Regions from separate parts of the Homo sapiens genome. Here region 2 is linked to region 1. Evidence: read pairs that join two places in POLR2A ChIA-PET (ENCODE). Cell type or tissue: B cell. All regions are shown on one strand. Links, peaks and the distances in the headings refer to the core of each region. The heading gives the core; the rest is flanking DNA.

The links. ChIA-PET counts read pairs that join two places held together with the same protein. Peaks named below come from ENCODE experiments on the same cell type or tissue, not always from the same donor. Only the 100,000 strongest peaks of a DNase experiment are listed, where the experiment ranks them.
Region 2: POLR2A ChIA-PET joins it to region 1 with 10 read pairs; 3 of 35 experiments call an interaction of 5 or more read pairs at or near these places.

The regions. Positions count from the first base shown.
Region 1 is chr15:52,563,978-52,566,896 of GRCh38, forward strand. The region is part of intron 1 of ARPP19 (cAMP regulated phosphoprotein 19); the gene reads right to left. Among named protein-coding and RNA genes, the nearest start is that of ARPP19, 3.6 kb to the right of the region's middle. In B cell, for the core only: no CTCF peak of the experiment used is centred there; a DNase peak (open chromatin) is centred at 1,694; H3K27ac peaks cover 1,130 bases.
Region 2 is chr15:52,401,505-52,404,423 of GRCh38, forward strand. The region is part of intron 9 of MYO5A (myosin VA); the gene reads right to left. Among named protein-coding and RNA genes, the nearest start is that of MYO5C, 110 kb to the left of the region's middle. In B cell, for the core only: no CTCF peak of the experiment used is centred there; no DNase peak of the experiment used is centred there.

The DNA of each region.
Region 1 (2,919 bases), core at 242-2,741:
ATAAAGCTATAAAGCTAAGAAACTTTCTTCACACTTGAGGATTTCACCATCAGCTCATCTTTAATATTTTATGTTATAGTAAACACAGCTTCTGGATTAGAAGTTAAGTATTCAAGTCTTGCACAAACAAAAGAAGCAACCCTAACAAACTGTTGTATCGCAAACTGCTAAGACGGCTAAGAGAAACATTTAAAAACTTTTCTGAGGTTTACCTCTAGGCTGTTAGGAATCGATGGTTGCAGAGACCAAGGGAGCATGTTGTGTTCACTCTGAATAGAAATAGAAAACATGGATGAGGCGGTTGCTCACACCTGCAGTCCCAGCTACTTGGAGGCTGAGGTGGGAGGCTAGGTGAACCCAGGAGTTCAAGGCGGCAATATGCTATCATTGTGCCATTGCACCCCAGCCTGGGCGACAGAGTAAGACCCTGTCTCAAACATAACAAAAACATTCTTCAGCCTTTAGGTAACCAAAAGTAGTTGTCAAAAGAGCTCCTGAAAATACCAATATGAACTCCTATTTTTAAAATACTGGAAGCATGGGAAAACAATTTATATCTCTTTATGGTTGATATATTAAAATAATGCAGATAAAGGTTCTTTTCCTCTTCTACCACTCATAAAGGCACCAACCTGTATCTCTTACCTGACAAATAATTTCATTGACAGCTTTCCTGTGGGTATCCTTTCCAAGACATATTAGTTTGGTGAGTCTTATAACCTCTAGAAAACTTGCTATTGAGATCTTAAAAAAAAAATTAAGGCCACAACACAAACGAAAAAATATATACACACATCACTGTAGTTTCGTTCAAGAGTTCTTAAGTGGGTCTAAGCTAAGGTTTTCATCTTACCATGGTCTATTCTTCTCTGTGGTACTAGCATTGTCATTTGTTTTGAAATAGTACTTTGGCAAAGGTTTTAACAGAAAAGTTCTGAGGAAAATCCATTCAACCATTTTGTAAATAATGTCAAGCACAATGTTGAGTGCTGTGAGAGAACAGATATATAAACCAGGGTCCCTGAGCATAAGCTGCTCACAGTGCAATTAAAATTACCATCTTTTTTTTTTTTTTTTTTGAGACAGGGTCTCCCTCAGTCACCCAGTGGCGCCATCAAAGCTCACTGTGGTGCCATCAAAGGTCCCTGTGGTTTTGACCTCCTGGAGGTCAAGTGATCCTCCCCTCAGCCTCTGGAGTAGGTGGGACTACAGGTGTAGATTTATTATTTTAGAGACGGGGTTTTGCTATGTTGCCCAGGCCGGTCTCAAACTCCTGGCCTCAAGCGATCTTCCCACCTTGGCTTCCCAAAGTGCTGGGATTACAGGCAAGAGCCACCCTGTAGGGCCAGAATTATCTGTTTTAAGTTTCCACTTGCCTCTTCTCCCCTCCAGGACTAGTACACATGCCTTAGCTTACTGCTGATAGATTCATGAGATCTGTACTCAAAACTTTTAAATGTTTTGTTTTCACTTCAGTGGTTATCTCAAAGGCAAATATAAGCATATTCTGGGGAATCTGAATCACCACGTTGCATCTAAGTAGTGCTATGTGGGTTCTGCATCTGAGCTTTCTTTGACAAAGACTCAGCAGGTTACTCCAACTGTCCAAGAAAATGAGAAAAGAATGGAGCTGAACTTAAAATGTGATTGTATCTATGACTCTGGAAACTTAGTGACCTCATAGTTTACTCTTAAAAGGGGAACTGAGCCACCACATGGCCTAGGGGAGTGTTTACTTGACAAACTCAAAAACTCCCTCAACTTTTAACAATTGCTGCCATATTCCAAATACATTGGAAATTTAGTTTCAGCAAAATACCAAGCACACAATCAAAAATTTAGACTGGCTTTGTTGTATTTAATCTGTTTTAGTTTAAATTTTATTTTATTTTTTTGAGATGCAGTCTCACTCTGTTGCCCAGGCTAGAGTGCAGTGGCACGATCTCGGCTAACTGCACCCTCCGCCTCCCAGGTTCAAGCAATTCTCCTGCCTCAGCCTCCTGAGTAGCTGGAACTACAGGTGCGTGCCACCACACCCGGATAATTTTTGTATTTTTTAGTAGAGAGGGGGTTTCCCCATATTGGCCAGGCTGGTATCGAACTCCTGACCTCATGATCCGCCAGCCTCGGCCTCCCAAAGCGCTGGGATTACAGGTGTGAGCCACCGTGCCCGGCCAAATTTTATTTTATTTATTTTCTGACACAGAATCTTGTTCTGTTGCCCAGGCAGGAGTACAGTGGTATGATCTCAGCTCACTGCAACCTCTGCCTCCTGGGTTCAAGCAATTCTTATGCCTCAGTCTCCCGAGTAGCTGGGATTATAGGTGTGGGCCACCATGCCTGGCTAGTTTTTGTACTTTTAGTAAAGACAGGGTTTCACCGTGTTGGCCAGGCTGGTCTTCAACTCCTGGCTTCAAGTGATCCACTCGCCATGACCTCCCAAAGTGCTGGGATTACAGCTGTGAGCCACAGCACAGGCCTTTTAAATTTTTAAAAAATATTTTAAAAGTAGCTCACTGTAGCCTCGAACTCCTGGTCTCAAGTGATCCTCCCACCTCAGCCTCCCAAGTAGCTGGGACTACAGGCCTACAGACATGCCACCACACCTGGCTAATTTTTATTTTATTTTATTTTATTTTGTAGAGACAGAATCTTACTATGTTGACCAGGCTGGTCTCAAACTCCTGGCCTCAAGCAATCCTCCTGCCTCAGCCTCCCAAAGTGCCAGAATTATAGGCAAGAGCCACCACGCCTGGCTGTTTTAGTCTTAGAGTGGTATACAAGTTAAGAGATAAGAGTTTATACTTATTTTTTATGTTTGTACATATTGTTTCCTAATACAAGACAGGAATCTATCTGGTTTTCTTCTCTTACCAAGGGTGCACACACCACTCAAGATAGAGAAAGTGACTTAGCTTT
Region 2 (2,919 bases), core at 124-2,623, 160 kb before region 1:
GCTTTTATAGCTGCAGCTGGGAAGTGAGCTATCAGATTAATTGCTATTTCTTCAAGGGCAGTCTCTTAATCTCTCTGTTTTAAGTTTCCTCTGTCTTTGATATCATTATGATGTTCTTAGGAATAGATTTCTTTTTATTTATCCTAACTGGGATTTTCTGGACTTTCTGAATATGTGGGTTAGTCATTTTCACAAGTTCTAAAAATTTTTTAGTAATGATCTCTTGGTATATTATGTCTGCTTCATTCTCTCTCTTCTCTCCTTTATGAATTTTCATTAGATTAAAATTAGACATTATTACTCTATCCTTCTTCTCTCTTAACTACTGTTTCAAGTGCTCTGTCTTTGGGTCCTATCTTGCATTTTGGACAATTTCTTCACATCTACCTTCTAGCTTATCAGTTTTCTCTTCAGTTGTACCAAATCTGCTGTTTATTAATTTTGGCATTCTTAGCAGGTATGACTCTGCTATCTGTCGTTTCTCCTAGCTCCTTCTATTTTGTTTCATTGGGGGACTTGTGATTTTTGACTGTGAGTCAATATTTCTTGTAACTTTTCTGATGGGACTCCACTGAGGCCTAGACTGAAGGTGGGTCCTCCAAAGTAGATTTGCAGTTGCTTCTGTCAGGCGCCTAGGCCACTACCAGCCCAGGATCAATTTAAGCTATATTTTCTGTATGTAGTTTTTTGAGACCTTCCAGGAACTATGAAATCAGTCTGGGAATGAATATGTGTGAGAGTCAGTTTGTTGTTATAAATTTTTAGGGAGCTAGTTTTCTGCCTCTACTTGGCACCAAAGTGTGGGTCAGGTTAAGTTTTCTTTATACTCTTGGAGTGGGTGGTGGGCAAATTGATTACTAGCTCCCCACTTAGGGTCTCAGCTTTAGGCAGGAGTCTTTGTGTTCCCCTGTTTATATGGGTCCTGTGTCTTTGCCTTCTGTAGCTCACTTGGCTATGAAACCCAAAGCTCAAGGTCACTGGGTTCAGCAAATGCCTTCAAGGTGGGGCAGAACTATCAAATAGAGATGTCTTACCAGTAACTTTTAAAGCTCATTTAAGGCCAGGCGCAGTGGCTCATGCCTGTAATCCCAGCACTTTAGGAGGCCAAGGCAGGCAGATCACCTGAGGTCAGGAGTTCGAGATCAGCCTGGCCAACATGGTGAAACCCTGTCTCTACTAAAAATACAAAAATTAGCCAGACACAGTGGCACACACCTGTAATCCCAGCTACTCGGGAGGCTGAGGCTGGAGAATAGCTTGAACCCAGGAGGTGGAGGTTGCAGTGAGCCAAGATCGCATCACTGCACTCCAGACCAGGCGACAGAGCAAGACTCCGTCTCAAAAAGAAAAAAACAAAAAAACAAAAAACAAAACAAAACAAAACAAAAACTAACTTAATCTCCACCTACCCCAAATAGTGAAATTGTAGTACTTATAGCTATCATCAAATCAACAAAGTTGACAAGCACCGGTTAGAAAATAAAAATCATAGAATTACAAGAACTGGATGGAAGGAACTTCTGGACATTATAAGTACTATTTCTCCAAGATGATATTAATAACTTCCAGACATCTCAAATAGGAAAACAGTACACTCAAATTTTAGGTAAGACTCATAATGAAGTGATATATGTGACATAACATTAGTCATGACTTTCTTGATTAGGAGAAGCTTGACATTTGGGGAAAGGTCACAAGGGCAAAGAGGAAAGATGGTGATGCAGAAATCAGAGTTCTTTTTAAAAAATCCAGTTTGTATACCAACATTCAGAGTAGTGTTATTCATAACAGCCAAAAGGTGAAACAACTCAAATATCCAACAATCAACCAGTGGATAAACAAAATATGGTATCTCCATATAATGGACTATTATTCAGCCGTAAAAAAGAATAAAGTATTGACACGTGCTACAACATGGATGGATTTTGAAAGAAGCCAGTCACGAAAAACCACATATTATATGATTCCATTTATATGAAATGTCCAGAACAGGCAAATCTATAGAGGCAGAAAACAGATTTATGGTTGCTTAGGGGTAGGGAAATAGACACATAGGTAACAATAAGTAAAGGGTACTGGGTTTCTTTTTGAGGTCACAGAAATATTTTAAACTGACTGTGGTGATGGTTGCACATATCTGTGAATGTACTAAAAGCCACTTAATGGTACACTTTAAATGAGTATGATATACGAATTATATCTCAACAAAGCTCTTTTTTAAAAGACTAGCAATGTTTCATTAGAAGAAATGAGGGTTTAAATTAGAATCATCATTTTGCCTTTTACAAAACCACCATTAGGAAAAGAGGCTGGGGGAGGGGAGGAGGAATCATGCATCTAAAATTAGGACCCATGGCTTAGGAAAATTACACCTCAAATATTCATAAAGAAAATCGTAAGGATCAAGCTTTCTGTAAACCAAACTGTCTGCCCATCTAGCTCTTGGCCCTTGGACTAATAAATAAGTTACAGGGCTGGATGTGGTGGCTCACACCTCACACCTATAATCCCAGCACTTTGGGAGGCCAAGGTGGGCGGATCATCTGAGGTCACGAGTTCAAGAGCAGCCTGGCCAACATGGCAAAACCCCATCTCTACTAAAAATAAAAAATTAGCTGGGCATGGTGGTGTACACCTGTGGTCCCAGCTACTCAGGAGGCTGAGGCAGAAGAATCGCCTGAACCCAGGAGGCGGAGGTTGCAGTGAGCCGAGATTGCATGCCTTTGCACTCCAGCCTGGGCGACAAGAGTGAAACTCCGTCTCAAAAAAAAAAAAAAAAAAAAAAAGTTATGGAACAAGTCTTCTCTTTAAATCATAAAGTCATTTATTTTATATTATATCATGTCTCACACATCTAATATAGTATCAAAGTACTATATCCAGAAAACACAAGAAATAGATTCTTTTCTTACAGGAGTA